2 separate regions of the Mus musculus genome follow, and region 1 is linked to region 2. The links are chromatin loops, found by intact Hi-C in ENCODE. Cell type or tissue: heart. All regions are shown on one strand. Each heading gives the region's core, and the rest is flanking DNA. Links, peaks and the distances in the headings are about the cores only.

Region 1 (2,908 bases), core at 170-2,669, 140 kb before region 2:
ATTCTGGGTCCCCGTTGCCTGGCTTTCTGCTAACACTGAAATTCATTACACAATCAGCCTCAATCTGAATTGCGTATTGTGTATACCTTGGTGTATATTGCTGTGCAATGAAGGATATGTTTCCAAGTCTTACACAGTATATATGATTTGAGGCAGCTATAAATACAGTTTATGTCTAATGTGAGTTATAGCTGGGTAAGTTAAATTATGCTTAGTTTTGTGCTTTCAATTTCTGATATTTTTTGTCCTTGACATAGTCTCTGATTTTTTTTGGATACTTTTAATATTCACATTATTTCTTGCTTTTAAAAAAAGAGCTCTAGTAACGTAAAGAGCAATGGAAGGGGGACTGGAACTGAACACCCAGGAGAAGTCACATTTCACTTTAGGAAAGCTGCCTTAATGACTTTTGCCAGTTTTTGTAGCTATGGTACAGGGTGGAGAAAACAACCCAAGCTTTGCATAAGTTGCACAATTCCTCGTCTGACCTCAGCTTTCAAAACTGAAAATGGCTTCTGTTGGAGAGCTCGCAGAGATGATTTTGACATCCATCAATCAAATTCCTATGAGTTCTATGATTTAAATATCACCATCATTGTCATCATCATCACCGCCACCCCCCCCCCACCCCCCCCCACCCCCCCCCCCCCCCCGGTCTGGAAGTTGTCTGGCATTGTGAGTCCAAAGCTAGTTTACATCCTATCACCTTACTTCCCTGCCTCCTGCCTGGGAATCAGAGCTTGGCTGCAGCTCCCGCTGTGTCCTCTCCCAAAGTCTAAGGGGCTCTCTCCCTCCTCTGTCCTGTGGGTTCTGAATCTCTCTAGAGAACCCTGCCATGCTTTCCTTCTCTAGTGCTGGGGCCTCGGCTTTCCTTGGAACCTCTGCTGCACATTTGCTATTCTGTCTGTCTGTCTGTCCATGGTTACAATAACTCTTCTAATAAACTCGTAGAAGAGTTCCTCAGTAACCAGTCTAGTGTCTTCTTCACCCGTCCACCTCCCCCAAAACTTAACCTAGATTAGACTGGCTCTGAACCTAAGCCGCGTGCCCAAGCTCACTTAGCTTCTTAGTGGCTTTCAATCCGGACTGAGTTGCTTTAACAGTAAGCGAGCAAACCCTATGCTGTTCCTATTACTCCACTTGGGGGAGATGCAGCTTAGGACATCAGTGGTGTTTAAAATGCTCCAGGGATACAAGAGCAACAGCATCTTACACCCCCGGCCTCCCATTTGCTTTTAATTCCATTACATTCTGCTAACTGTAAGGAACAAGAAGGACGATGGAGGAAGACATATATTAGCAACAGTGGAACCAACTAAGGGGCGAGAACAGAGAGCAGAAAGGAAGGCCAGTGTGGAAGATTCTGTGTAAGAACATCTAGGTCTGGAAATGGTAAGGATAACCTGAGAAGATGCCCCCGCTCCCATCGTAGCCATCAAAACCTCCATGGTTTGGAACAGGGTAGTGTTAGAAGTCCACAATGCAATGCTAGACTTGATTCAAAGGGAAAAACTCACTGTCAGCAAACTTGGGACGGGTGGATACCCCATCTCTGCCGCTCTCACACACTCTTGAGGTCACAGAAACGACATGAAATGTTAAAAGCACAGGGACCTGCTGTGTGGCTTTTTTTTCCCAGGGACTGTTGTGTGCTGGATCCCCAGCCCCTGGTGCCTATGTGGCCCCCGTCCTCCTCAGCTTCAGTTTCAGTTCTGGGAAAGGGCCTGAGCTGTGGCAGAAGCACACTGCAGACGCTGCTGCTGAATTGCTGTAGGCGACGCAGAACCATGTAACCGGCTAGGCATTGGTGGCTCACTCCTTTAATCCTAGCGTCTTCTTTTAATCCCAGCAGAGGCAGGGGCAACTCTGTGTGGTCACAAGGCTGGGCTGGTTTACACAGTGAGTTCTGGGCCAATCAGGGAATATAGTTTTCCATTTTGTTTTGTTACCTGTCTTAGTAACAAAACAAAATGGAACTCCATAACCAGGAAGAGTTCCATTCTGATGGCAAACTCGGGGCCTCTGGTTAGAGGGTAGACCAGATAGCCTTTCATCTCAGATGGTCTATTTCTTGTGTCCAGATTATACCAGTTTGTTTCTTTTATTATGTGCTAGCCCTCCTCCATCCCCAAAGCATGTGGATTAAAATCACTGACCATCCTGAGAACCCCATTTCTGCCCTTATGGCCCAGAGCTGCCAAGGTGAGGTCCCCACACAGACTGACCCACTTTCCCCCTGCAGCTGGCTCCTGGCCACACCCACTCCCCTTGGGCCAGGCTTCTATACTCAGTAGACCTGCAGTCTTCTGTGACCTCATCTCTTACCTATAGCCAATGCAAGTCCCTCCTGACCTGGCAATGCCAATGGAGGAGTACTTAGTTGGCATGAGCAAGAGATGCTGTGGTACCAAACTCATCCATACTAGCCTGAGGGAGATCATTCCTGCCTACAGATGGGGGAAGGGTGCTTCTGACACAGGACAACAATACGGACACTGGTGTTAAAGCACCAAGGACAATAGACAGATGTGAGTTTGGGTGCTATAAAATCAGAACAGATTTTTCACTTAGTTCCACGGACCCAGAAGTCCTTGCTCTGACATGCTACATTGCGGCCGTTCCAGTGTGCACACAAGATTAAGAGGCATTACTCCCCAGCTCCTGCCGGTTTCTGTAGCAACATTGGCAAGGGAGACACAGTTGAGGCCCAAAGAGACATACGAGTAGTCCCCACATCCTCTCTATCTCTTTGCTTTGATGTACTAGCAGCTGTGCATTTGGTCTTCAAGGACCTCACGGTCTACATTCCTCTCACCAGAGCAGCCTGGGAGAGGCCTGGTCCCTGCCCTTGTACCTTCACTACTCGGATGCCCAGAGCACTCCAGGTCATCCACGCCCTGCTTAGGTG
Region 2 (2,908 bases), core at 215-2,714:
ATAAAAATATAGAGAAGCACAGAGAACCCAGCCCCTCCCAACGCAGACCTTCAAGAACCAGAGGCTTAACTTTGTCAGCTCGATAACCCACAAGCTCCCACAGAGTCCAGCCTCTAAGGCTGGGAGTTTCTGCCTCCTACAAATGGCTTGTCTTCACGGCACTATGAGGGGACAGTTCTTGGCTGGCCTTTGCCCACCATACTCCAGGTATTGCCTCTCCTCTACACCAAACAGTTCAACTCCTGCCTAACTCCTCAGAGTAAGGTCCATCTATAATCAGAGCTCACCTGCCACCTCGCCATCCAGTCCCCACCCATCCAAGCCGCTTCAGCCACACCCTGCCTCTTGCACAGATATGGAGCGCATACCTTCCTTCTCTCTGGGCGGCTCATGATATGGCTTTGTTCCTGCTGATCAGTTCACTGATGATTTTTAACCCCTGCTCCTCCGTAGATTTTTACATTTTTGAATTTTGACTCTCTTCTTGAGCTGTGCTCTTCCCCTAAGCCCTGCCTCCCATTTTTCTCAAACTCTTTCATTTCCTTGCCCCCCAAAGACTCTGGTGGAAACTGTGGCTGATGAATTGAAAATACACAATCCTGGCTTACCCTGAACAAGTTGTCTTACTGATGAACAATTCCCTTGAAATTTCTTTCTGGACCTTCAAAAATAACCCCCACCTCCCCCGAGATCACTTGAGGTGCCTGTGTAAAATGCATTTGTCTTAGGTCTTACCCTCTTGTCTCTGAATGTATTAACCAGAATACTTCTAGTATGCAAGAACTCCGAGTTGGGGGGTGGGGGCGCTGATACACCAGGCCTAGGCCAACAGTCAGATACCCAGGAGAACAGGCAGGAGAGAAATATCTGAGCATCTGAAATTCCAGGAGAAAGAACAGCAGGCAAAGGCCTTGGAGAGTGGGAGGGCTTAATCTGAACCAGGTTGAGACTGGAGTATGGCTTCGGTACTGCCGCTGGGGTATGTGAGCTACACCACCCCTGGAGGGTGGGGCAGCTCAGCCTTTCTGCGTACTCTGCATCTACTGGTCCTTGATTCCTACAGACTGGATGCTGGTTTGTGTGCCTGCGGGCAGCATGCTGGGATTTGAGTCCCACTGCTGCTAGCTCTTGATCTTATTACATCACACAATTAATCTTCACCGTCCTCCTCTTTGAGACGGAGATAACGAAGTTACCCATCTCAGTGTGTTATGAGAGTTAAATAGTCTCATCCCAACAAAAAAAAAAAAACCTGCACGCACCAGGCACACTGTCAGAGCGGAACAGGTTTAATTTTTGTCATTAATGTAATACTTCCTAAACTGTACGCGTGGGGGGTGGGGGGTGGGGTGCGGGGCGCCTAAAAGGCAGATAGCGCAGAATTTCCTTTTCTCTTTCTCATATAGCTCTGGGCGATTATACATAACTCCAGGATTTCAGTGTTGCTCAGTCAAGATGGTAGGTGAAGGGCCGCAGCTGGTCTGACACAACCGTATGCTCTCAGCAACCCTCATTGATTGCAGAAGCGGGTGAGCCTCCTTGTTCCCCAACTGGGAGGAACAGCAGTTTTCCTATCAGGCCTAACTGGCCGGCCCCTCCCTTCAGCCACCAAACAGCCAACCAGTGGCCCACGAGGGCGGGAGCACAGGCTAGGAGGCTGCCATGGCGACACGAGCGAAGCTCGCAGATAGTTTTGTGTTTACTGGACATCCGTGCTTATTTAAGACCAGGAATTCACACTCCCAAGGCAGTGCCAGCAAAATTCACCCTGGGCCAAAGCATGCATTTATAATACGAAACCTTTTCATTCGGATTTTCTTATGTAACCACGATGTGTAAACTTGCCAAAGAATGTTAAAACTAAATCAAAGAGGAAAGTGCCTCGCAGTTCCCCGCACTGATGGGCATGGAAACCGGCGCCCATCAAAAGTTCTCAAAAGTCTCCAGAGGCTGCAGCTACTCTGCCAAGGGAAGCGTGTGCTTCCACGTAGCCGTGGAAAACAAGCAGGCTCACCAGGCTGAGCAGGCCCCAGGCTCAGCCAAACCCTGCGGCGAGGACTCATTTGACTTTGGGTCCAATCGAGAATCCAGGAAGCCACGTGCACTGGCTTCTTTTCCATTTAAAATTCTACGTTCACTAATATGTGGCCACCTTTGCTAGGGTGCTCCTGGGTCCTTCTCAGAAAGAGGGGGTGAGAAACAGGAAGTCCTAGGAGATCCTCTGTGCGGAGCAAGGAGCTAAGGCAAGGGTTAGATAATGGTTCTTAGTCTCCTCTCCTCTCCTCTCTCCTTCCTCTGCCCCTTTTCTCTTCTCTCCTTCCCTAACCCGCTCGTTCTCTCTCCAGAGTCGCAAAATGTATCCCAGGCTGGGCTGGAACTTGCTGTGTAGCTCAGGCTGGCCTGGAACTTAACCGTGATTTGTCTGCCCTCTACCTCCCATGTACTGGGATTAAAAGTATGTGCCACTACACCTGGCCTCCTATTTTCTTTAAATGGCATTTAATTCTTAAAAAAAAAAAAAAAAAAAAAAAATCTGAAAAGAGGACAGATTCCCATAAAAATTCTGATGGCCCAAGAAATTTTTGTACCAATTTCAGTCAATAAACAAATTAAAAAACCCAATAGGCTAGGCAAAAGCTGAAGGCTAACCGAATGCCACAGATTAAAACAAGACTACTGGATTTGCATTAGAAAAAAAGAAGCAGAGTCTAGAAGCCACACTAGCATACCTCAGATGCAGACCTTTACAGACCCAAACAAGATACAAGGCACTTGTAAACATTTGTGTTTTAAATCAGATAGCTAGCCCCAGGGCTACAGATTGTCGGATCTTAATTAATTATCCAATGACCTGCTCCCTAGTTGATCCCTTCCAATACACCCTATCCCAGAGCGGCTTCTAGAAAAA

The links. Hi-C counts contacts between places; a loop is a spot of excess contacts. Peaks named below come from ENCODE experiments on the same cell type or tissue, not always from the same donor. Only the 100,000 strongest peaks of a DNase experiment are listed, where the experiment ranks them.
Region 1: it touches region 2 in a loop (2.2-fold over the local background); 4 of 42 quality-filtered maps call a loop at or near these places.

Annotation. Positions count from the first base shown.
Region 1 is chr4:34,959,866-34,962,773 of GRCm38, forward strand. The region is part of intron 3 of Mob3b (MOB kinase activator 3B); the gene reads right to left. Among named protein-coding and RNA genes, the nearest start is that of Gm33620, 31 kb to the right of the region's middle. In heart, for the core only: a CTCF peak has its summit at 1,139; no DNase peak of the experiment used is centred there.
Region 2 is chr4:35,098,432-35,101,339 of GRCm38, forward strand. The region is part of intron 1 of Mob3b (MOB kinase activator 3B); the gene reads right to left. The region is part of intron 1 of Gm52727 (a long non-coding RNA gene); the gene reads left to right. Among named protein-coding and RNA genes, the nearest start is that of Gm52727, 3.8 kb to the left of the region's middle. In heart, for the core only: no CTCF peak of the experiment used is centred there; DNase peaks (open chromatin) are centred at 1,620 and 1,950; H3K4me3 peaks cover 1,526 bases; H3K27ac peaks cover 868 bases.